2 separate regions of the Homo sapiens genome follow, and region 1 is linked to region 2. The links are chromatin loops, found by intact Hi-C in ENCODE. Cell type or tissue: PC-3. All regions are shown on one strand. Links, peaks and the distances in the headings refer to the core of each region. The heading gives the core; the rest is flanking DNA. Region 1 has its middle 450 kb from the start of ZIC3. Region 2 has its middle 390 kb from the start of ZIC3.

Region 1 (11,822 bases), core at 1,434-9,433, 54 kb before region 2:
CCTACCTCATAAAATTGTTCTGACATTAAATTTCTTAATAAACATAAATATTTAAAGTAGTGTCTGAAACATACTATATGCTGCTATTTTTATTCCTTCACCTATCTTTTAACATTTGTGGTCCCCTGAAGATTCTTCTTTGGCTCTCTGCTCTTTTTCATCTATTGAGTGTCTCTAAGTCACCATTTCACATCCATAGCTTCAACTGCCACCTATATATTCCTGTCAGTATTGAGAGTAGTGGCCTCATTAAGATCTCAGAATCCCCAAATGCTAATATCCTTGACTTACTGTCTAGCTGCATATCATTGCTGTAATTTCTTAGGACATATAATGTATGGTTTCAAAATCTCTCCCCCAAAATTTCCACATCAAAAGGTAATCCAACTATGGTGAGCTGAACCGAACTACATGTGAGTCTTCCCCTTGGTCTTTTTTTTTTTTTTTTTTTGAGATGGAGTGTCACTCTGTCGCCCAGGCTGGAGTGCAGTGGCACGATCTCGGCTCACTGCAAGCTCCACCTCCCGGGTTCACCCATTCTCCTGCCTCAGCCTCCCGAGTAGCTGGGAGTACAGGCGCCCACCACACACCCAGCTAATTTTTTTGTACTTTACAGTAGTAGTTTCTGACATTGAGGGAGCAGAGATCCCTTGAAGAATCTAGTGAGATATATTAACGACCACCCTCAGGAAGATAGACATATAAACACAGGCTAATACATACAATTTCACAAGGTTCCCAGGCCCCTTGAAGCCCATGCATAGACACCAAGGGGGGTCTTGTAAATTGTTCCCAGGGTACAGACTGCTATTAGAATAGTATTCTTGATTAAGCCTCTGAGTCTGATGCTTGTGATTGAGTGCGACAGTGTACAAGTGAAGGTAGAGCCAGGAAAGTGAGAGCCCTTATATATAAGGCTTAGATCTCAGTTGGCCTATATCATCCATGCCAGGAATCCTTTCTCTTTTGGGCTCCTACTCTACCTTTTAACAAAAAGAAAGATAAGTATATGAGAGTAAGTCCATTTACCTGTTAAGAAAATATACCCAATAAGTCCTGCAACTCAGTTGACACCATCTATTTTCTGATATCTCATTGAATTTTAATACAACTTTCCTTTAAATAATCCTCATAGCTTTTACCCTTGCACATAATTGGCCTAGATTTTTTCAAAAATTAATTGAAGATTAAATGAGTCAAGGAAAGTAAAGTGCTTAGAATAATGTCTGGCACATAGTAAGTGCTATATAGCTGTTAAAATCGTTGTCATTATATGCACCCAGAATGAATATTGAAGTGATGTTTCCAAATATAACATATCAGGTAATGGGGATATGAAGAGGAGGAGGAGGAGGATGGAGAGATTAAAAAGAGGAAGAAGAAAAGGAGAAAAGAGAAATAGGACAAAGAGGAGGAAGAGAAGGAAGTGGAGAGGGAAAAGAAGAGCTTCCATTTATTGAGGGATGAGTATGTTCCAGGCACTATATTAAATACTTTATATCTCATTTAATTCTCATCGAAGTCCTTAGATATAAGAGATATTATTATGCCCATTTTACAGGTAAGTCAGTGTCTCAAACAATTTAAATTATGTGCCCCAGATCACAAAGCTAATAAGTAATGGAGCTGGAATTTGAAATCAGATCTGCTTGATTCCAAATCTATGTTCAATTTCACATCCATCATATACAGACTGATAGGAGAAATATATTTTAGAAAGATTGCAGGAACATATTTGGTTTCCAATAAGGAATTGGTATGCTTCTGATTTAGTGATACCAAGAGTTACACAATTGATTGCGTTTCCTTCTATGCCTTCACCACTCAAAAGTTTAGAACTCAGTTTGAAGCTAAACCATAACAACTATACTGACCCTCATGATTGAAATATTTGAGGGAATTTTCCTTTCTTAAACTGGATTTTCAATTTTTATCTTCTTAGTTATTAGTTCAGTGTGACTACTGTTTTGTTGTAAGCCACTTAAAGCATTTTGTTGCCAAAAAGCAAGGCACAAAACATGTATATAAATAAAATAAAATTATGATGTTCAGTTTCTGGGTAGAAAATTATTTCTAAAATTTTCTGTATGCCACTCAATTGGCTTTTCAAATCTTTTCTTAATTCAATACAAAATAATTTTTTAGCCTAATCTCCACCCCACCCTCAACTTGATACTCAGTCTCAAGATTGATAATGGGGTCCTCTCAACTCTATTTAACAAACATTTACATATATATGTCGTATGTCAGGTGTTAAGTGCTTTACAAGAATTTTCTTTTAATTTTCATTGCAACCCTATAAGGTAGGTTTCTCTTATTATGTATTGTTTTATAGATGGGAAGCTGATACACAGAAAAGTTATCTAACTTGTTTAATGTTATATGGTTAGTAAGTTGCTAAGCCAGAATTTACAATCAGTTTGTCTTGCTTAAATCTACAACTTTAAATGAGGCTGATTATGTAAACAACTACCAATCAGGTCACATACAAATTCCTGGTACATAATAGATGCTTTGTAAATATTTGAGAAATAAATGATTGAATAAATTAATGAATCCCAAGACTTGCAAAGGCCCTTCCTTATTTCCCTTCCAGGCTGACTTTATTCTGCTTTTATTTTCACAAGGATTCTGATTCAGCTTGGTCTCTGGCTTACAGCCCTACTATTACCCCTCTAGACTTAGCATCTGGTACTTAGTTTTTCTGACTTGACCCTCTGTAGCCACGAAGGACTTTGGCTTTGACTCACCCTGTGATTCTTTCCACTCCCAGAAACCTCAAATAGGGCCCTGCCCTAGCACCAGCTCTTCAAGAAACAAATGCTAAGCTTGTCCTACTTGGCTGTAATCCTGACTTAGCCCATCCCAGGTGCCCTAAAAAGTAGCGTTCAGAAATTCTAATCAATGGTGCCTGTACTGCTCTGGGATTACCGCATGTCACTGCCTTGCACATACCCATATGTTCAGTCCACAACTGACAATGAAAATCTAAATATGTAACCAACTGAAGTGGGACGGCTCTGGTGTGACCACAGGAGGGAAGTTTATGGGAAGTAATGCTGTTTTGCAAGGAGAGACTCTGAGTATAAAAACAGGGTTGCCATTTGAAATGCAACAGGAGACTTCTTAAAACTTTTTTCAAGTCATTAAAACTGGAAATACACATATTAGAGAAGGCATAGTCCTATATTTCCTGAAGGAGATCTGTGATAAAACTGCTTATTTTTAATCACCTTTTATTTCTTGTTTATATTGGCTGTTCTGTTTTGTCGACATTTCAATGAATGGGATAGTGTTAAACTGATGCTCTTTAAAAAATTGAAAGTGAAAACTTTTAGTTTTATCAAAACAAATGTTAAAAATCATTATGCTACTTGATCTCTGATCCAGTTTTGCCCCACTTCATGTGGGTTACCTCAACTTTATGATTTTTCCTTTGCCTTCCTCTTTCTTCTTCCCACCCAGCATTGGCCTGGTTTACAAAACTAGGATACAATTGGTGGAGAGACTCTCAATATCAACATGAAATTTAAAGTGACCCCAATAATATTCTTAAGAATACTCTAAGAAGACTCTGATTAAGAGCCTTCTTCCTTAGACTTTCCCCAAGTAAGTTAGCATATCCCAGAGCATAAACCTAGCTTGACAGGTTGAGGAGGAACTTGGAATGAGAGCACCCCCATACACATGGCAATGCTACTCCTTGTCCTTGAGAGAAACTCCCCCTCCTGCTGTGGGTACCCTGGAAGAACCCAGGTTTTGTGAAAGATCTCTCAAGAGTTGGTGGGTTTCTAACTTGCAGACAAAAGGGAGGAATGAAATACAGGATCCAAAGTCCCAGAAGAGCCCAAGAAGTGAGAGACAGCATCATTTGCCCTATTCAGTTCTAATGACAAGGGACCTAGCCAATAGAACATGTTCCTTGCTCAGTAACATTCCTCTGCAGTCACTAACAATATATTGATAGTCTTCTGCTGACAGAGGGAAAGACAGGCTCTCCTCCAAAGGCACTGTTTTAGCTTATCTCATCAGTTGTGAAGAAGAGGAGACAGAGAGTTCAAGGGAATCCAAGAAGTCTGTGGTAGGGAAAATCAGCTGACAAGGATTGGCCTTCCTTTTCCATAGTGTAGAATATCATGGAGTGTGGTTGCCAAGCCAGGAAATATATTTCCCCTCCTACTTGACCCAGTAGAGCCCTGAAACTAATTTTCATAAATGGAATGTGGGAGAACTGATGTGCGTCATTTACAGGAAAAAAGTGGCTAAAAAGGAGATGTCCCTTTTTCATGATCTATTTTCGCATCCACGAGCTGAATAGAAAAGCCTCCAAGGACCTGGAAGAGTGCAGAGCCACAAAAGGAGAAAACCTGAGTCCCTCAATGACTACATGTTAAAGGGTACTTCGATGGGAGCAGCTGTACTAGACTGTGAGGTGTGTGAGAAACATTGTGTTAAGCCACTAAGAATGAAGGTTTATTTATTATACCAGGCAGCCATCACTTAACTAATACATCCAGAGACAAAAATAAGACTTTTTTATAATGCAATATAATATAACCTGCTCTTTCTTTGAGTTCTTTCTCACTTCTCTCTTCTTATCTGGCTTCCCTCCCCTTTCCGTTTGTTTTGTTTTGTTTTGTTTTTGAAAGGATCTTGTTCTGTCACCCAGGCTGGAGTGCAATGGCACAATCATAGCTCACTGCAGCCTCAAACTCAAGGGGCTCAGGTGATCCTTCCACTTCAGCCTTCCAAGTAGCTAGGACTACAGGCATGCACTACCACAGCTCTCTAATTTTTTTTCCAAATTTGTATAGAGACAAGCCTCACTATGCTGCCCAGGCTAGTCTTGAACTCCTGGTCTCCAGTGATCCTCCCGTCTCAGCCTCTCAAAATGTTGGGATTACAGGCATGAACCACTGGGCCCAGCTTAATTTCTTTTTCCATGACATAGCTACAACTTACTTTGAGTTTCTGCTTCCTTGTGACTTCAGCTTGCTCATGGGCCTTCATGACAGCTTCTACTTGCACCTTTCACACCTTAGATTCCCTCGGGTTATCTAGTTGTCTTTATATTTTCTATAGCAAGAGCCTGACTGGTCAATCTTGTTCATGCTGAATGGACAGTTCTATTGAATAGAACTGTCTATTCAACATGAATACACATGCCAGGCCACCTCATAGGCTATTGGTTGGTCTAATGAATGATGGTCCTCATCACGAAAAGAAATAAGTATTTGAGGTGATCAATATATTAATTAGTTTGACTTAATCAGTTCATTATGTAACCATATATACACCATCACATTTTACCCCACAAATATATACAATCACTATATTATTTGGCAATTAAAAATAAAATTAAAAGTTTTCCTCCAGCTCTTGCAACTATAGGCACCACCCACACAGCCCCTGGACTTGGAAGGCCCCCAGAAGGCTTAGCCTTACCAGTTGGCAGGGCTTAGTATTACGCAGGGCTTGCTGCCCTAAACTTAGACACTGCCATGCCTAAATCCCACCCTCTGCCACGTATTCCCAATCCATAAATCAATGTAACCATCTTGGTTATCAATTTTCACAGTCTTGCTGGGCAATGTGGCCTATCTTGACCTGTAGCTCACTTGGCTGAAGCCAAAACACCTGGCCATGCCCTTGTTAGCCTTCGTCCCAAGAGGACAGACTCTACTCCAGGTTCTCCAGCTACAGTCTGGGGTCCTGCTCCAGCTAAGTCAGACTACCCTGCAATACTTTACTGCCCTCTCTTCTCATGTCAAGAGTCAACAGTGACTGGAATTCCTGCTGCTGTGCCCTACTGGGCCTCCTTGGGCAGTAACACTGGCCTGGATAGGGCCCAAGTTTACTTTTGCTCTCTGTACATGATGACTTAGATTACACTCAGTCAGAGCACAGACAAAAAAGGAGTGCCCTTTGCCAAAGGTCCAAGTAGATGTGCTAAACAACTTAGTCCTGGACAAGGAGGTAAACCAGCAAGAAAAACCAAGTGTCCAACAGATAAAACAAGGGAGAGCGGAAGAGAATGCATTATATTTTAGCCCACATTAAATAACCTGAGTTGAATGAGGTTATAAAATCATGTGTATTTTACCTAGAAGAGTGCTAGAAACTAGCATTTGTTAAGCACTGATTCTAAGCCAAGCAATGTACCAGTTTCTTTTTTTTTTTTTTTTTTTTTTTTTTTTTTTGCTGAGACAGAGTCTCACCGTGTCGCCCAGGCTCGAGTGCAGTGGCGCGATCTCAGCTCACTGCAAGCTCCGCCTCCCAAGTTCACGCCATGCTCCTGCCTCAGCCTCCCGAGTAGCTGGGACTACAGGTGCCCGCCACCATGCCCGGCTAATTTTTTTGTATTTTTAGTAGAGACAGGGTTTCACCATGTTAGTCAGGATGGTCTCGATATCCTGACCTCGTGATCCACCCACCTCGGCCTCCCAAAGTGTAATGTACCAGTTTCTTTATGCATATGTTTTATTTAATCCTCACAATCCAGTGAGCATTATTATCACTCATTTTGAAGATGAGGAAATTGAGGTGCAGTGAGCATCTACGGCTTGCCAGTGGTTATATGGCCAGAAAGTGGCAGTGCAGGGATATAAATCCTGTTGTGTCTAATTTAAAGATGCATGCTCTCTACTCAGTATTACATGATGTAATTTGTTCAAAGCACATATCTCCTGTGGTAAAATGTTTTTGGATTGCTGCCCGTACCAGTTATATGCTCTCCTAGTGACAGGGTGATGGTGGTACCCTCAAAAAAGTGAGAGGCAAAAGGCCTTACTCATAGAAGCTGGGGACTTTAGAGAACCATCTCTTCCTTTCTCTTCAGGCTCTTCTCTGTGAGGCAGCAGCAGAAAGGTACACTTGCAGGCCATGAGGTCATCTGCTCAGAAGGCTGTTTGAACATGATCCTAGGGGTAGTGGGGAACAATGTCATTGTCACCCCATCTTTCATCTCATAATCATATTTGCTCATATTGTTCAGCTCACAGCTTGCACAGAAGTCTTACACTTCTTTTTAAGACCTTTACTTTTCAAGTACCACCACATATTGAACACTTACTCTGTGCCTTCACTATTCCAAAGGCTTTATGTGCAAAAGCTTCATTGGTCCTCCCAATAATCCTATAAGGCAGTGGATTAGTCAGGGCCTGTGAGGAAACAGACAACATTCTAGGTATTTCGAAAAGAGAATTTAATACAAGAAGTTGGTAATATGACCAATTAAAGATCTGAGAGGCCAAACAGAGTACAATTATGCAATTTGGTGATTAACAAAAGCAAGGAGTCCCAACTTTCCCTAGATCAAGAGGGACAGTGACAGAAAATGGTAAGACAGAATATGGAACTAGGACCAGCCAGCAGGGTCCATATCTACACTGTCCAATGTGGTGGCCACTAGTCACATGTGGCTATTGAGCATTTGAATGTGTCTAGTCCTCATTGAGATGTGCTGTAAGTGGGCAACACACACCAGAATTCAAGTACTAGTAGAAAAATATATATCTCATTAATATTTATATTGATGACATATTGAAATCAAAATATATTGGGTTAACTAAAACTATTAAACTGATTTTACTCATTTCTTATATATTTCTAATATGGCTACTAGAAAATTTAAATTTATATATGTGACTCTCATTATATTTCTATTGGACCACACTGGGCTGGAATTATGGTGAAGGCTAGGACCATGAAGGAAGGCACTGTCCAGTAGGAACCACAGCTGCTGCCAGTAACCTGTTTGAGCTACCAGGCACCTATTTGTGGTAAATAGGGGGAAATTCCCTGGTTTCTCCTTTCTTCCTCCTTTTGAGTCTCCCACCCATACCTCTCATTGGCCAAACGCTGTGGGAAGCCTGCTGACACAGGTGACTGGGAAATATAGCCTATAGGGACAGTTCTCCTGCCACACAGGGAGAGCAGGGGGAAGGTCGAAAATCAATCTAAGACAAAACAGGTGAATTGATGGCATATGTGGGTAACATTACCCTTCCCCACCACATTTTTCAGATGAGGAAACAAACACAGATCAGTTAAGTAACTGACCAAGGTCACACAGCAAGGAAGTGGCAAAGTCAGGATTTACACCCACCCAGGTAGCCTGTCTCTGGAGGCCATGATCTTAATCATTATTTCTTCTGTCTCCTTGTCCCTCCATCCCCAACCGCTGACCTCTTGCCTCAACTCTTCACTGTGGCCTCACACTTCACTATGGCTCTGAAGATGGTTGTCGTCTTGGTGGTCATTGCCTGTGATTCCTGCTGCAGTTCAGGTGTATTCTGCTGCTCTAGGCAGCTCCCAGTCCAACTCAGCTGTTTCACCATCACACTCTCGCCACGGTCCAAGTGGTTTTACCCAATCTAGGCACTCAGGACCAAACAAAGCTCAAGTCATCCATTTTAGAACTCTGAACTTCAGCTCCTTCTATTTCCCACCCATCAAATTGCTGCTCAGAAATTTCTGCAAGAACAAGTTAAAAGCAACAAGTTCCACTAACCTACATAATAGGGCTTATTTTTCTTTCAAAAAAAGTTAACATAGTGGTATTTTGACTGATAAACAATTCCCTTGCAACTGGAAGCATTAGCACAACCCAATTTTAAATCTTTTAATAAAAGAGACTCAAGACAAGTCAAAGTCCCAATCCCTTCTTAGTAGTCCCGTTGTAACCAGACAAGCTGCTAGGGTGGGAAGAAGTTAGTCCTTTAACAAGGGCAAGCTCTTAATTATGCTACTTCCAGGAATGCTGAGGCATGGTCTGCATTCAACAGTGTTCCGGAAGACTGGCAGTGGGCTCTTTGTCATCTAATCACCTGGTAAGAACATCATCTTTGCTTAGTCTTTCCAGAGCCTCTGAGTGCTCAACGTTTGGAGTAAGTATTGCAGAACAGAGAGGGGATTGTTAATTATTTCATGGGCCTTCTCTTCCCTGGGACAATAGATCAGCCTGGACGTTTATTGAGTGATGGGGAAGAGGGGGGAAACGGGTGCAGTGGTTTCAGGATGGCCTCTGGGTCACAAGGTCAGGTTTCTAAAAGTTATTGTACAGACTGCTGTTGGTAGCTCTGCTTATTAGGGAGAATTAGATCCTTTGTGTTGTTTGTAAAAGCGAGAAAGTCCCGGCCAGACTCTGGCTTAAGTGAAACTTTTATTGCTGTCAGTCACACAGCCCCTCCAGTCTGAGCCCTCTGTGGGAGTTCTTGAAAGGCCAACTACCTCTCCTCATTCACAGATCTGCCTGGGTAGACCAAAACACTTCAGACAGCAGAGAATTCCTTGTCATGGCTATACAGGTGTTTTTCATGAGATTACATATTTAGGCAGCTCTGAAAACTGTGGGTTGCAATAATTTTTAGCTCTCATCATCCATTATTGTAATTACTTTCTTACTGCTTGTCTTCTCCACTGCAGATAAACTTTATGAGAGCAAGGACCACATCTATTTTGTTTCCAGCTCTACTTTCAGGTCCATCCATAGAGCTTGGCACAGAGTAGAAAATAAATATATGTTGAATAAAAGCAAACACTTATGTAGCACCTAATAGATATGCTTGATTAATATTCTGAGACTATCTTTCTCTCTCTCACACATAGATATATATATATATATATATATATCACAAAACTCTATGGACTAATTGCAATTAATCCAGTTTACAAATGAGGATACTGAAGCCCATAGAAGTTAAGTAATAATACACCCAAAATGACAGAGCTGGTAAGTGGCAGAGCTGGGATTTGAATCCAGGCATTTGGATTCCAGTGTCCTGTCCATGTTATTAGCCACAATGCTCTATTCCAAGGATGGTGTAGACATCAACAGTGGAAACAGAGGGTCTTTCCTCATGTGGAGAGTGCTAAGAAGACAGCTCACCTCAAGACTTGTGAAAATCAAATTTATTTTTTAAAAAAGAAATAAGTGTCTTTATTCCCTCAAGTCACTGAGTGAAAAGAGGAGGATCCTAAGCACAATAAGCAGGCCAAAGCTTGGAGTGAGTCATCTGGATCTCCAGCCTTGGAGATCATAGAACCAGAGAAAAGTAGCAGTGCTCTGGAGAGCAAAGGATGCAGGAGAGGGGGTTGAAACCAGGAATGGCAGCCTCTTCAATTTCTTTAAGGAAGATTGACCATCTTCAGCAGCTTGATAGGATCATAGAGAAAGTATTAGAGCATTGCCAAGGGTGACCTCTATATAATCAGTTTCCCTGACTGTCCTCCATTGGAAAGAGTGAGACAGCCAATCCCCCAGGCCTTTCCTCTAATATTTCCAGCAGAAAACAAGAAGGGGAATTGTGGGAAACCTCAGAACCAGCCCTGTCTTCCCAGTCACCTCAACAACTAAAGCACTCATCTCCTTATTACCGAATTTATAAAATTTCATTCTGCTGCCGGGCGCAGTGGCTCACGCCTGTAATCTCAGCACTTTGGGAGGCCGAGGCGGGCAGATCACGAGGTCAGGAGATCGAGACCATCCTGGCTAACATGGTGAAACCCCGTCTCTACTAAAAATACAAAAAAATTAGCCGGGCGTGGTGGCGGGCGCCTGTAGTCCCAGCTACTCGCGAGGCTGAGGCAGGAGAATAGCGTGAACCCGGGAGGTGGAGCTTGCAGCGAGCCGAGATCGCGCCACTGCACTCCAGCCTGGGCGACAGAGCGAGATTCCGTCTCAAAAAAAAAAAAAAAAAAAAAAAAATTCTGCTGTTGAGGAAAAGAAGAGAAAAAATAAAGAGAAAACGAGAAGACACTGACATTCGGAGGAGACACAGAGAGCTAATAAAATTGCCCATATTACTTACTCAGGTGATACTGCATATTACACTAACAGTGTTCACTTAGTTCCCAAGTGTCCCATACGGTATGTACTCAAAACTGTTTTAAAATATTTATTTACTTTAAATCCAGTTATCCATATTTCCATTTTCATGTGCCATATATTCAAGAATGCATTTAAATATTCTATTAAAATGGATTCATTGTCAAATAACATAGAATCCGCCAAAGTAATAGCTAACATTTTAGCACTAAGCCTTCATCACAGCTACGTCAAACCTCTGATACCCCCTTCATTTCTTTCCAATTCTGGCACCTGTAACCATAGCAACATACACTGAAATCTTTCAAGCAGAACAGGACTGACAATCATACTAACAGCACAAATACCTGAGCTGAGAAAAGAGAGGGGCGGCCCAAGTAGGTAGCTGTTGAAATTAAAAGCTAATGACAGGAAAACAGCTGGAAACACGCACCAGCTCACACTGCTGCCTCCTTCAAGCATATGAATTGTATGTAAAGCCCAATTTGATTTATGTTTTATTAGTGACACTGCCATCAATGAATACTTCATTAACCATTATCTCAACAAACAAGTGAAAGAAAACTTAAAAAAAAATAAGTTGTTTGGAGGAAAATTTAAGGGCTGCGTCTCTTTGCCAAGAATTTGAGCCATGTTTCCTGCCCATCCATGTTGTGAGAGACAGGGAAGTGAACTCCATTTACTGAATCTTTTTAACATGTACACACGTGTTCGTAAACTGCAAAGAATTATCTGCTATTGAGAAAAGACTCCTATTAGCCAATTAGAGTAATTACATGGATTAAGATTTCTTGTTTTTGGTGATTTCTTTTTTTTTAATCCCTAATGCTTTCTTGCTGAGGAAAGGAAGGGCTAAACAGCTGATATGGCCAGAGAATTAAGTGGGTGCAAAGTAGGGCATTCTCATTTTCAGATTCCAAAATGTAATTGAAATTTTATGCTTACCTCAACATAACAACATGTGATGATTTCTGTGCAAGGGAAGGCATAAAGG
Region 2 (11,822 bases), core at 1,465-9,464:
TTGTCATAAATAGCTCTTATTATTTTGAAATACGTCCCATTGATACCTAGTTTATTGAGAGTTTTTAGCATGAAGGGCTGTTGAATTTTGTCAAAGGCCTTTCCTGCATCTATTGAGATAATCATGTGGTTTTTGCCTTTGGTTCCGTTTATGTGATGGATTACGTTTATTGATTTGCGTATGTTGAACCAGCCTTGCATCCCAGGGATGAAGCCAACTTGATCGTGGTGGATAAGCTTTTTGATGTGCTGCTGGATTCAGTTTGCCAGTATTTTACTGAGGATTTTTGCATCGATGTTCATCAGGGATATTGGTCTAAAATTCTCCTTTTTTGTTGTGTCTCTGCCAGGCTTTGGTATCAGGATGACGCTGGCCTCATAAAATGAATTAGGGAGGATTCCCTCTTGTTCTATTGATTGGAATAGTTTCAGAAGGAATGGTACCAGCTCCTCTTTGTACATCTGGTAGAATTCAGTTGTGAATCTGTCTGATCCTCAACTTTTTTTTGTTGGTAGGCTATTAGTTATTGCCTCCATTTCAGAGTCTGTTATTGGTCTATTAAGAGATTCAACTTCTTCCTGGTTTAGTTTTGGGAGGGTGTGTGTGTCCAGGAATTTATCCATTTCTTCTAGATTTTCTAGTTTATTTGCATAAAGGTGTTTATAGTATTCTCTGATGGTAGCTTGCATTTCTGTGGGACTGGTGGTGATATCCCCTTTGTCATTTTTTATTGCGACTATTTGATTCTTCTCTCTTTTCTTCTTTATTAGTCTTGCTAGTGGTCTATCACTTTTGTTGATCTTTTCAAAAAACCAGCTCCTGGATTCATTGATTTTTTGAAGGGTTTTTTGTGTCTCTATCTCCTTCAGTTCTGCTCTTATCTTAGTTATTTCTTGCCTCCTGCTAGCTTTTGAATGTGTTTGCTCTTGCTTCTCTAGTTCTTTTAATTGTGATGTTAGGGTTTCGATTTTAGATCTTTCTTCCTTTCTCTTGTGGGCATTTAGTGCTATAAATTCCCCCTACACACTGCTTTAAATGTGTCCCAGAGATTCTGATATGTTCAATCTTTGTTCTCATTGGTTTCAAAGAACATCTTTATTTCTGCCTTCATTTCGTTATTTACCCAGTAGTCACTGAGGAGCAGGTTGCTCAGTTTCCATGTAGTTGTGTGTTTTTGAGTGAGTTTTTTAATCCTGAGTTCTAATTTGATTGCACTGTGGTCTAAGAGACAGTTTGTTGTGATTTCTGTTCTTTTACATTTGCTGAGGAGTGCTTTACTTCCAACTACGTGGTCAATTTTGGAAGAAGTGTGATGTGGTGCTGAGAAGAATGTATATTCTTTTGATTTGGGGTGGAGAGTTCTGTAGATGTCTATTAGGTCTGCTTGGTGCAGAGCTGAGTTCAAGTCCTAGATGTCCTTGTTAAACTTCTGTCTCATTGATCTAATATTGACAGTGGGTTGTTAAAGTCTCCCATTATTATTGTATGGGAGTCTAAATCTCTTTGTAGGTCTCTAAGGACTTGCCTTATGAATCTGGGTGCCCTGTATTGGGTACATATATATTTAGGATAGTTAGCTCTTCTTGTTGAATTGATGCCTTTACCATTATGTAATGGCCTTCTTTGTCTCTTTTGATATTTGTTAGTTTAAAGTCTGTTTTATCAGAGACTGGGATTGCAACCCCTGCATTTTTTTTTTTTTGTTTTCCATTTGCTTGGTAGATCTTCTTCCATCCCTTTATTTTGAGTCTATGTGTGTCTCTGCATGTGAGATGGGTCTCCTGAATACAGCACACTGATGTGTCTTGACTCTTTATCCAGTTGGCCAGTCTGTGTCTTTTAATTGGTGCATTTAGCCCATTTACATTTAAGATTAATATTGTTATGTGTGAATTTGATCCTGTCATTATGATTTTAGCTGGTTATTTTGTTCATTAGTTGATGCACTTTCTTCCTGACATTGATGGTCTTTACAATTTGGCATGTTTTCACACTGGCTGGTACCTGTTTTTCCTTTCCATGTTTAGTGCTTCCTTCAAGAGCTCTTGTAAGGCAGGCCTAGTGGTGACAAAATCTCTCAGCATTTGTTTGTCTGTAAAGGATTTTATTTCTCCTTTACTTACAAAGCTTAGTTTGGCTGGATATGAACTTCTGGGTTGAACATTCTTTCCTTTAAGAATGTTGAATATTGGCCCCCACTCTCTTCTGGCTTGTAGGGTTTCTGCCGAGAGATCTGCTGTTAGTCTGATGAGCTTCCCTTTGTGGGTAACCCAACCTTTCTCTCTGGCTGCCCTTAACATTTTTTCCTTCATTTCAACTTGGTGAATATGACAATTATGTGTCTTGGGGTTACTCTTCTCGAGGAGTATCTTTGTAGTGTTTTCTGTATTTCCTGAATTTGAATGTTGGTCTGCCTTGCTAGGTTGGGGAAGTTCTCCTGGATAATATCCTGAAGAGTGTTTTCCAACTTGGTTCCATTCTCCCTGTCACTTTCAAGTACACCAATCAGACGTAGATTTGGTCTTTTCACATAGTCCCATATTTCTTGTTGGCTTTGTTCATTTCTTTTTACTCTTTTTTCTCTAAACTTCTCTTCTCACTTCATTTCATTCATTCGATCTTCAATAACTGATACCCTTTCTTCCACTTGATCAAATCAGCTACTGAAACCTGTGCATGCATCATGTAGTTCTCGTGCCATGGTTTTCAGCTCCATCAGGTCATTTAAGGTCTTCTCTATGCTTTTTATTCTAGTTAGCCATTCGTCTACTCTTTTTTCAAGGTTTTTAGCTTCCTTGTGATGAGTTCGAAAATTCTCCTTTAGCTCAGAGAAGTTTGTTATTACCGACCTTCTGAAGCCTACTTTTGTCAACTCGTCAAAGTCATTCTCCATCTAGCTTTGTTCTGTTGCTGGCAAGGATCTGGGATTTTTTGGAGGAGAAGAGGCGCTCTGGTTTTTAGAATTTTCAGCTTTTCTGCTCTGGTTTCTCCCCATCTTTGTGGTTTTATCTACATTTGGTCTTTGATGATGGTGACCTACAGATGGGGTTTTGGTGTGGATGTCCTTTTTGTTGATGTTGATGCTATTCCTTTCTGTTTGATAGTTTTCCTTCTAACAGCCAGAACCCTCAGCTGCAGGTCTGTTGGAGTTTGCTGGAGGTCCACTCCAGACCCCGTTTGCCTGGGTATCACCAGGGGAGGTTGCAGAACAGCAAATATTGCCACCTGATCCTTCCACTGGAAGCTTCATCCCAGAGGGGCACCCGGCTGTATGAGATGTCAGTTGGCCCCTACTGGGAGGTGTCTCCCAGTTAGGCTACACAGGGGTCAGGGACCCACTTGAGGAGGCAGTCTGTCCGTTCTCAGAGCTCAAACTCCATGCTGGGAGAACCACTGCTCCTTCAGAGCTGTCAGACAGGGACGTTAAAATCTGCAGAAGTTTCTGCTGCCTTTTGTTCAGCTATGCCCTGCCCCAAGAGGTGAAGCCTACAGAGGCAGGCTGGCCTCATTGAGCTGTGGTGGGGTCCCTGCAGTTCGAGCTTCCCGGCCACTTTGTTTACCTACTCAAACCTTAGCAATGACAGATGCCCCTCCCCCAGCCCAGGCTGCTGCTTAGCAGTTCAGTATCAGACTGCTGCGTTAGCAATGAGCAAGGCTCTGTGGGCATGGGACCCACTGAGCCAGGCATGGGATATAATCTCCTGGTGTGCCATTTGCTAAGACCATTGGAAAAGTGCAGTATTAGGGCAGGAGTGTCCCAATTTTCCAGGAACCATCTTTCACAGCTTCTCTTGGCTAGGAAAAGGAAATCCCCTGACCCCTTGTGCTTCCCGGGTTAGGCAATGCCCCGCCCTGCTTCAGCTCACCCTCTGTGGGCTGCACCCACTCTCCAACCAGTCCCAGTGAGATGAACCAGGTACCTCAGTTGGAAATGCAGAGATCACCCGTCTTCTGCGTTGATCCCGCTGGGAGCTACAGACCAGAGCTGTTCCTATTTGGCCATCTTGGAATGATCCCTCAGCTATTTCTTTATAGCAGTGCAAGAATGGCTTAACTGGATAGTCATTAAATTCTTCTCTTTGGAGAAGAGTTGAGTAAGCTCTTACAGTATGTTTTCAGAGAGTTAAAAGCACAGCATGAAATGCCAGTGCTAAGTCAGGGAAATCAATACAGGTATAATTGGCTTAAATTAAGAAATATTCAAAAATTCACAGAATGATAACTAGTATGTATCTGGCGTCTAGTGTGTACCAGGTACCATGCAAGATGCTTTAGACACATTTAGACAGGTTAACTAAAGAGAGTTATTACAAAAACAAATAACCATTTTACATCATATTAGCATGTCACTGCTTAGAGACACCAATAATGCTGCCATTGACTTACATTTCCCTTACTTCATTCTAAGTGCCCTTCCAGAGATTCCTCCCAATGTCTTGGGCAACTTTTGGCTCATAATTAATTGTACACTTCCTCACAACATTCTTATATTAACTTCACTTTGACAGAAAGAAGTCCAGATTAAAAAAAAATAATAACCAATTAGGTAAATCCCTTCTCCCATTCCTTCATACAACATATAGTGATAAGGTACCTCATGTATGTATGTATGCCAGGATAGATTAGTTATCAATGTGATGATTGCTATGATAGCGTTATGGCCAAAGCATGTCACTTAGCACTAAATGTTTGCTGCCAATCTGGCTTATCTACATGGCATGTGACCAAACTTAAGAAGCAGTTTAAGCCAAATATGGAATATCTTGATGAACAGGACTGGACAACAACAGCTTTAGATAGAACTTCACAAGCAATGTGGAAAAGATTTATTATAATTAGGCGGATGTGGAGAAATCAGATGAAAGGAAGGCAAGTAAGGAGTCCACACTGAATCTTCTAATGAATGTAGTCATTTCAGCTTTTTTCACATATTCTCCAGGAAGACTGCTTTTTACTCCTTTTACCTTGATAATTTCTCCAGTTTTTCTACTTCCATATTTTATATGCAGACCAACATGCTGAATGCCTGAGTAATAAAGTCTACATTGATGCAGAATATAGAGGAGAAGAATTATGTCCTGGCTTTTGTACATTAATAGCGCCCTGTTCACAAAACCCAGGCCTATGCCAGCCTTTTAAACAATGGTTCTGTATTGTTTCCATTTACTCAAGGTGTGACTCAGAGTGATGGTTTCACCAGCCATTCCTCAGCAGGTATTCATGTGGTTTGGATTTGGGGAGCATATGGATTGCCCAGCACTGTCCCTGTTGAACATCAAATGTCAGCTTTTTTTGACAGATCATTTTTCTAATTGGTCAGGGTCACCTTGGATTCTGCTCTTGTCTCACAAGAAATTTTCAGCTTTTAATTTCCCCACCCTCCAGCTCCATTTCCCAATGTGGTGTCATCCACAAATTTAGTAGGAATGTATACATTTTTCTCATTCTAGACCTTGTAGGAAAAAAAATGAAAAGCTCTGGGACAAAACTATGTGATCTCTGGAACATGTTGTCCCAGGTTTCTCCCAAAGCATTGTTTAGTGCCCTTGGAGTACAACTCATGTAATGGTACAGTCCAGGCCTGATCTCCTTGGATCACCAATGGAAATGCCTTGCAGATCCACAAAACTGTAGTGAAGTCCAGATGTATCCTACATTGATTGCTCTCCTCTTTATTCAAGACCTGCAGTTCTGTCACAAAAGGAAATTAAATTGGTTTAACACGAGTTGCTCATCATAAAGACAGTGCCTTGGAATCTTATGTTAGCAAATGGCTTACTTGATTGTTTTTCTATCATTTTCATGTGCATTAATGTGAAAATGACTCAATATAAGGAAGAATTCCCTGTTACAGCTATCCAGAAATGGAGTGGGCTACTTTGAGGAGGTGGTAAAGGTGCCATCACTGAAAGTACACAAACGGAATGCTAAGAGAAGATTCCTGCGTGGGCTAAGACATTGAGTTGGGTGACTTCTAGGTTTACTTTCAATGCTAAGTTACTGAAATTCTGCAATTTTTTTGTATTTTCCAGTAATATTTTTTCCTTCATTGTTAAAAGATTGCTTTTTCAATTTGTTTTCAAAAGCATTCTCAGACTTCTACAAAACATCAACTAATTTTTCTTTTTTTCAACATTCCACACTGAAACAAGTACACTGTAGAATTAGAAATAAGTAGAAGTTACTGATTAACTAAAAAAATTTGATTGATCATTTATCTTCAGCTTTGAAGTAAAGTGAAGAAAAGGGAGCAATGGTTTTCCTTTCTTTAATCCTTCCAGACTGGGTAAATTAAAGGAGTGGGAGTTGACTCATAAATGCAGAGTTCTAGATGCTCACAAAACCTATATAAATAACTAGTGAAATCTCTGAGTTTCCACATACTGTCTTCTCAGAAGGACATGAGGCACTTTCTCATCCAAAGCCCTTCCCAGCACTGAGAATTCCTGACTTTAATCAATGAAATCTACTGGAACATACCAGGGAATATGAAAGGTAGCAAGTCACAAGCCTAATAAAAAGAAAGCCAAATTTGGTCAAGTTATTTTCTTCTCAGACCTATGAGCCCAAGATAAAATAGATCTGTACTCCCTTTCTTCCATATGACCGCCTTAGGAGAAACATAACACCCCTTGATACACTGACACAGCTGAACCCCCTGACTCTATTAATATAGGGTAAATTGCTACAGCTTCTAAACAGCTGAAAACTTCACAAGATTAGTGAAGCTGCACAATGGAATCATTGTTAATCCCCCTTTCTTCATGCACTGGAATACATTTAGAATTGATTCTTTGAAAATGAATGGAACAAAAGTGAAAAATATGAATGTTATGCTGTGTTTTCAATGTCTATGTCTTATGACAGAAAAAATATCTTGCCAAGGGAGCCCAAGATTTAAGGACTGTGCTTCTATCATGTGAGCTGGGAAGAGCAAGACTGTGTGTATTTGGATTACATATGTAAATAATTACTAATGCCTACATCATTACAAAATGCTTCATTTTATTACCTAAATAACCTAGTATCGAAAATAACCCTCACTTAACTTGTGGGTCAATTTGAAGAAGCAATAAATCTTATGAAATTTAGGCCAAATTCCAAGGTGAGTTTTGTGCCAGAATCAGCTAAGTGTTTGAGGGAAAACTGTAAGTGTAATGGTGACAAAGTACCTGCTCACCAAAATATATCTGGATCTCAGTGTTCTTGTCTAGGAGAGCCTCAAATGCACTTAAGCATAAAGGTGGGCTTGTGCATAATAATATTTGACCCAAGTGACATAATGAACTTTTCTGCATCTTCCACAAGGAAAATGGAAGTAGACATGAAAAACTAGAAGCCTGTCACCCAGAAAATGGAAGTAGACATGAAAAACTAGAAGGCTGTCACCCAGGAAACTCTGCTTAGCTGCCTGGAATCTTGCAAGTCTTGCCTTATTTGCTATTGAGGAATGAGAGAGCAAGAAACAGGGGAAAAGAACAATGAAAAAAACAATACGTAGAGAGAGCTCTGCTCCAGTTGTATTTTACAGGAAGATAAAGAGTTTGGAGAGAGAAATGGATATTTTATTTTCATATATCAGTTAAATAGTTTCTAAGCATTTTCCAGCACAAGTTATTCTTTTATCTTGATATGAGTTCTGCTCACCAAAGCAGACCCTGAAATGAGAATTCCAGGGCAATTAGTTTTGTGGAAAGTGATCCCAGTAAGCATTCATGGGAAAGTGGGCATCTGAGACAGCAAAGGGAAGAAAGTCAATAAAGTTTGAAGTATCAAACAAGTTACCACTGTGTGCAATTGCAGCTCGCTCCATCTGGAAAACTTTGGGAAACAGTGTAGAATACTCTTCAGAGTTATGCCAACCGAGGGACAAGAAGGTGCAGTATATATCCACTGACTCCCAATTTGTCATTGTTTGGGGGCAGTTTCCAAGGGTTTTCACTCTGTACCCCTTCTGGCTTGCCCTGCCAGCAGGCTGAGTCTCCTTCCTTGACAATAAAGAAAATAATCATACTTCCAACTTATAGAGATGAATCCTGAGTAGACATGGGCAGAGCACTGGCACTGATCCTGGCATAAGAATTGTCTTGGACACAGGCACATTAAAATAAAAGAAAACTACAGGCCAATATCTCTGGTGAATATTGATGCAAAAACCCTCAACAAAACAGTAGTAAACTGAATTCAACAATACATTAAAAAGATTATTCATCATAACCAAGTGGAATTTATCCCAGGGATGCAAGGGTGGTTTAACACATGCAAATCAATCAATGTGATAAATCATATAAAGAGAATGAAGGGTAGCAACCATATGTTCATTTCAATCAATGCTGAAAAAGCATTTGATAAAATTCAACATCCCTTCATGATAAAGACCCTCACAAAACTTTCTTTTAGGTATATACGCAGTGGTGGAATTGCTGGATTATATGGTAGCTCTATTTTATTTTTTTGAGGAACCTCCAAACTCTTCTCCATAGTGGTTGGACTAATTTACATTCCAAACAACAGTGCACAAGGATGTTGAGGGACATATCTCAACATAATAAAAGCCATATACTAAAGACCGACAGTTGGTATCATACTGAATGGGGAAAAACTGAAAGCCTTTCCTCTAATATCTGGAATGCAAAAAGAATGCCCATTTTTACCACTGTTATTCAACATAGCAATAGAAGTCCTAGCTAAAGCAATAAAACAAGAGAAAGAAATAAAGGGCTTCCAAATTGGAAAGGAAGAAGCCAAATCATGCTTGTTTGCAGATGATATGATTTTATATTTGGAGAACCTAAAGACTCTACCGAAAAAAACATTTAGAACGGATAAACAAATTCAGTAAAGCTGCAGGATACAAGATCAACATACAAAAATCAGTAGCATTTCTATATGCCAACAGTTAGCAATATGAAAAAGAAATTTTTTAAGTAAAGTAAATTTTTTAAGATAAGTAAAATTTATCCCTTTTATAATAGCCACAAATAAAATTAAATACCTAGGAATTAACTTAATCAAAGAAACGAAAGATCTCTACAATGAAAGCTATAAAACACTGATGAAAGAAATTGAAGAACACACAAAAATTTGAAAGATATTCCATGTTCATGGATTGCAAGATTTAATATTGTTAAAATATCCATACCACCCAAAGCAATCTATAGATGCAATGCAATCCCTATGAAAATGCCAATTTCACAGAAATAGAAAAAACAATCCTGAAATTTACATGAAACCACAAAAGTCCCAGAATAGCCAAGGCTATCATACACAAGAAGAATAAAACTGGAGGAATTACATTACTTGATTTCAAATTATACTACAGAGTGATTGTAACCAAAAAAGCATGTTACTGGCATAAAAACAGAGACTTAGACCAATGGAACGGAATAGAGAACACAGAAACAAATCCGCTCACCTACAGTGAACTCATTTTCGACAAAGGCGCCAATAAATGGTACTGGAAATACTTAATATCCATATGCAGCAGAATAAAACTAGACTCCTGTCTCTTGTCATATACAAAAATCAAATCAAAATAAAGAATTAAATCTAAGATCTCAAAATATAAAACTACTACAAAAAACACTGGGGAAGCTCTCCAGGACATCAGTCTGGGCAAAAATTTCTTGAGTAATACCCCACAAACACAGGCAACCAACGCAAAAATGGACAAATGGGATCATATCAAGTTAAAAAGTTTTAGCACAACAAAGGAAGCAATCAACAAAGTGAAGAGGCAATCCACAGAACAGAAGAAAATATTTGCAAACTACTCATCTGACAAAGGCTTAATAACCAGAATATATAAAGATCTCAAACAACTCTATAGGAAAGAAAACTAATAATCTGATTAAAAAGTAGGCAAAAGATTTGAATAGACATTTCTCAAAAGAAGACATACAAATTGCAAACAGGCATATGAATAGGTGTTCAACATCACTGATCATCAGAAAAATACAAATCAAAACTACAATGAGATATCATCTTACCCCAGTTAAAATGGCTTTTATCCAAATGTCAGGCAATAACAAATGCTGGAGAGGATGTGGAGGAAAGGGAACCCTCATACATTGTTGGTTGGAATGTAAATTAGTCCAACCATTATGGAGAAGAGTTTGGAGGTTCCTCAAAAAACTAAAAATAGAGCTACCACACAATCCAGCAATTCCACCAGTGGGTATACACCTAAAATGAAGAAATTCAGTATATTGAAGAGATATCTGCATTCTTATGCTTGTTGCAGCACTGTTCACAATAGCTAAGATTTGGAAGCAACCTAAATGTGCATCAACATATGAATGGATAAAGAAAACGTGGTACTTATACACAATGGAGTACTATTCAGCCAGAAAAAAGAATGAGATTCTATCACTTGCAACAACATGGATGGAACTAGGTGTCATTACGTTAAGTGAAATAAGCCAGGCACAGAAAGACAAACATCACATGTTCTGACGTATTTGGGGGATCTAAAAATCAAAAAAATTGAAACCATCAAGAAAGAGAATAGAAGGATGTCTACAAAGGCTGGGAAAGGTATTGCAGGGGAGATGAGGGGGAGGTGAAGATTATTAGTAGGTACAAAAAATAGTTAGAATAAATGAACAAGGCCTAGTATTTGATAGCACAACAGAGTGACTATAGTCAATAATAATTTAATTGCACATTTTAAAATAATTAAAGGAGTAGAATTCAATTGATTGTAACACAGAGAATAAATGATTGAGGGGATGAATACCCCATCTTTCATGATGTAATTTTTATGCATTGCATGCCTGTATCAAAACATCTCATGTACCTCATAAATATATACACCTACTATGTATCCAATAAAAGTAAAAACTAAAAATTTAAAAAGATTTTAAGACAGAATAACTTCATTAGTCAAAAAAAATGACGTTTTTCACAGAAATAGAAAAACAATCCTGAAATGTATACAGAACCACAAAAGACCCAGGATAGCCAAAGCTTTATTGAGCAAAAAGAATGAAACTGGAGAAATCACATTACCTCATTTTAAATTATACCATACAGCTATAGTAACAAAAACAACATGAGGCTGGCATAAAAACAGACATATAGGCCAACGGAACAGAATAGAGAACCCAGAACCAAATCCACACATCTACAGTGAACTCATTTTTTACAAAAGTGCCAAGAACATACATTGGAAAAAGTATAGTCTCTTCAATGAATTGTGCTGGGAAAACTGGATATCCATATGCATAAGAATGAACCCTGCCCCCATCTCTTGCCATATAAAAAACTCAAATCAAAATGGATTACAGAATTAAATTTAAGACCTCAAACTATGAAACTATTACAAGAAAACATTGGGGAAACTCTCCAGGACATTGGTCTGGGCAAAAATTTATTGGGTAATAGCCCACAAGCACAGGCAACCATAGCAAAAATTGACAAAACAGATCACATCAAGGTAAAAAGCATCTGCACAGCAAAGGATACAATCAACAAAGTGAAGAGACAACTGACAGAATGGAAGAAGATATTTGCAAACTACCCATCAGACAGGGGATTAATAACCAGAATATATTAGGAGCTCAAACAGCTCTATAGGAAATAAATCTAATAATCCAATTAAAAATGGATAAAAGAACTGAATAGGCATTTTTCAAAAGAAGACATACAAATGGCAAGCAGGGATACAAAAAAATGCTCCATCAAAAAGCTAATCTACCAAAATCAAGTAGGCTTTTTCTTTGGAATACAAGGTTGGTTCAACATATGCAAATTAATAAGTGGGATTCATCACATAAATAGAACTAAAGACTAAACCCACATGACTATCTCAGTAGATGGAG

Evidence for each region. A loop is a pair of places that touch in the nucleus more often than their neighbours do. Peaks named below come from ENCODE experiments on the same cell type or tissue, not always from the same donor. Only the 100,000 strongest peaks of a DNase experiment are listed, where the experiment ranks them.
Region 1: a loop joins it to region 2, with 4 times the contacts of the local background. A loop is called at or near these places in 2 of 110 quality-filtered maps.

The regions. Positions count from the first base shown.
Region 1 is chrX:138,005,693-138,017,514 of GRCh38, reverse strand. No RefSeq gene overlaps it. Among named protein-coding and RNA genes, the nearest start is that of ZIC3, 450 kb to the right of the region's middle. In PC-3, for the core only: no CTCF peak of the experiment used is centred there; no DNase peak of the experiment used is centred there.
Region 2 is chrX:137,951,873-137,963,694 of GRCh38, reverse strand. No RefSeq gene overlaps it. Among named protein-coding and RNA genes, the nearest start is that of ZIC3, 390 kb to the right of the region's middle. In PC-3, for the core only: no CTCF peak of the experiment used is centred there; a DNase peak (open chromatin) is centred at 5,154; H3K27ac peaks cover 2,583 bases.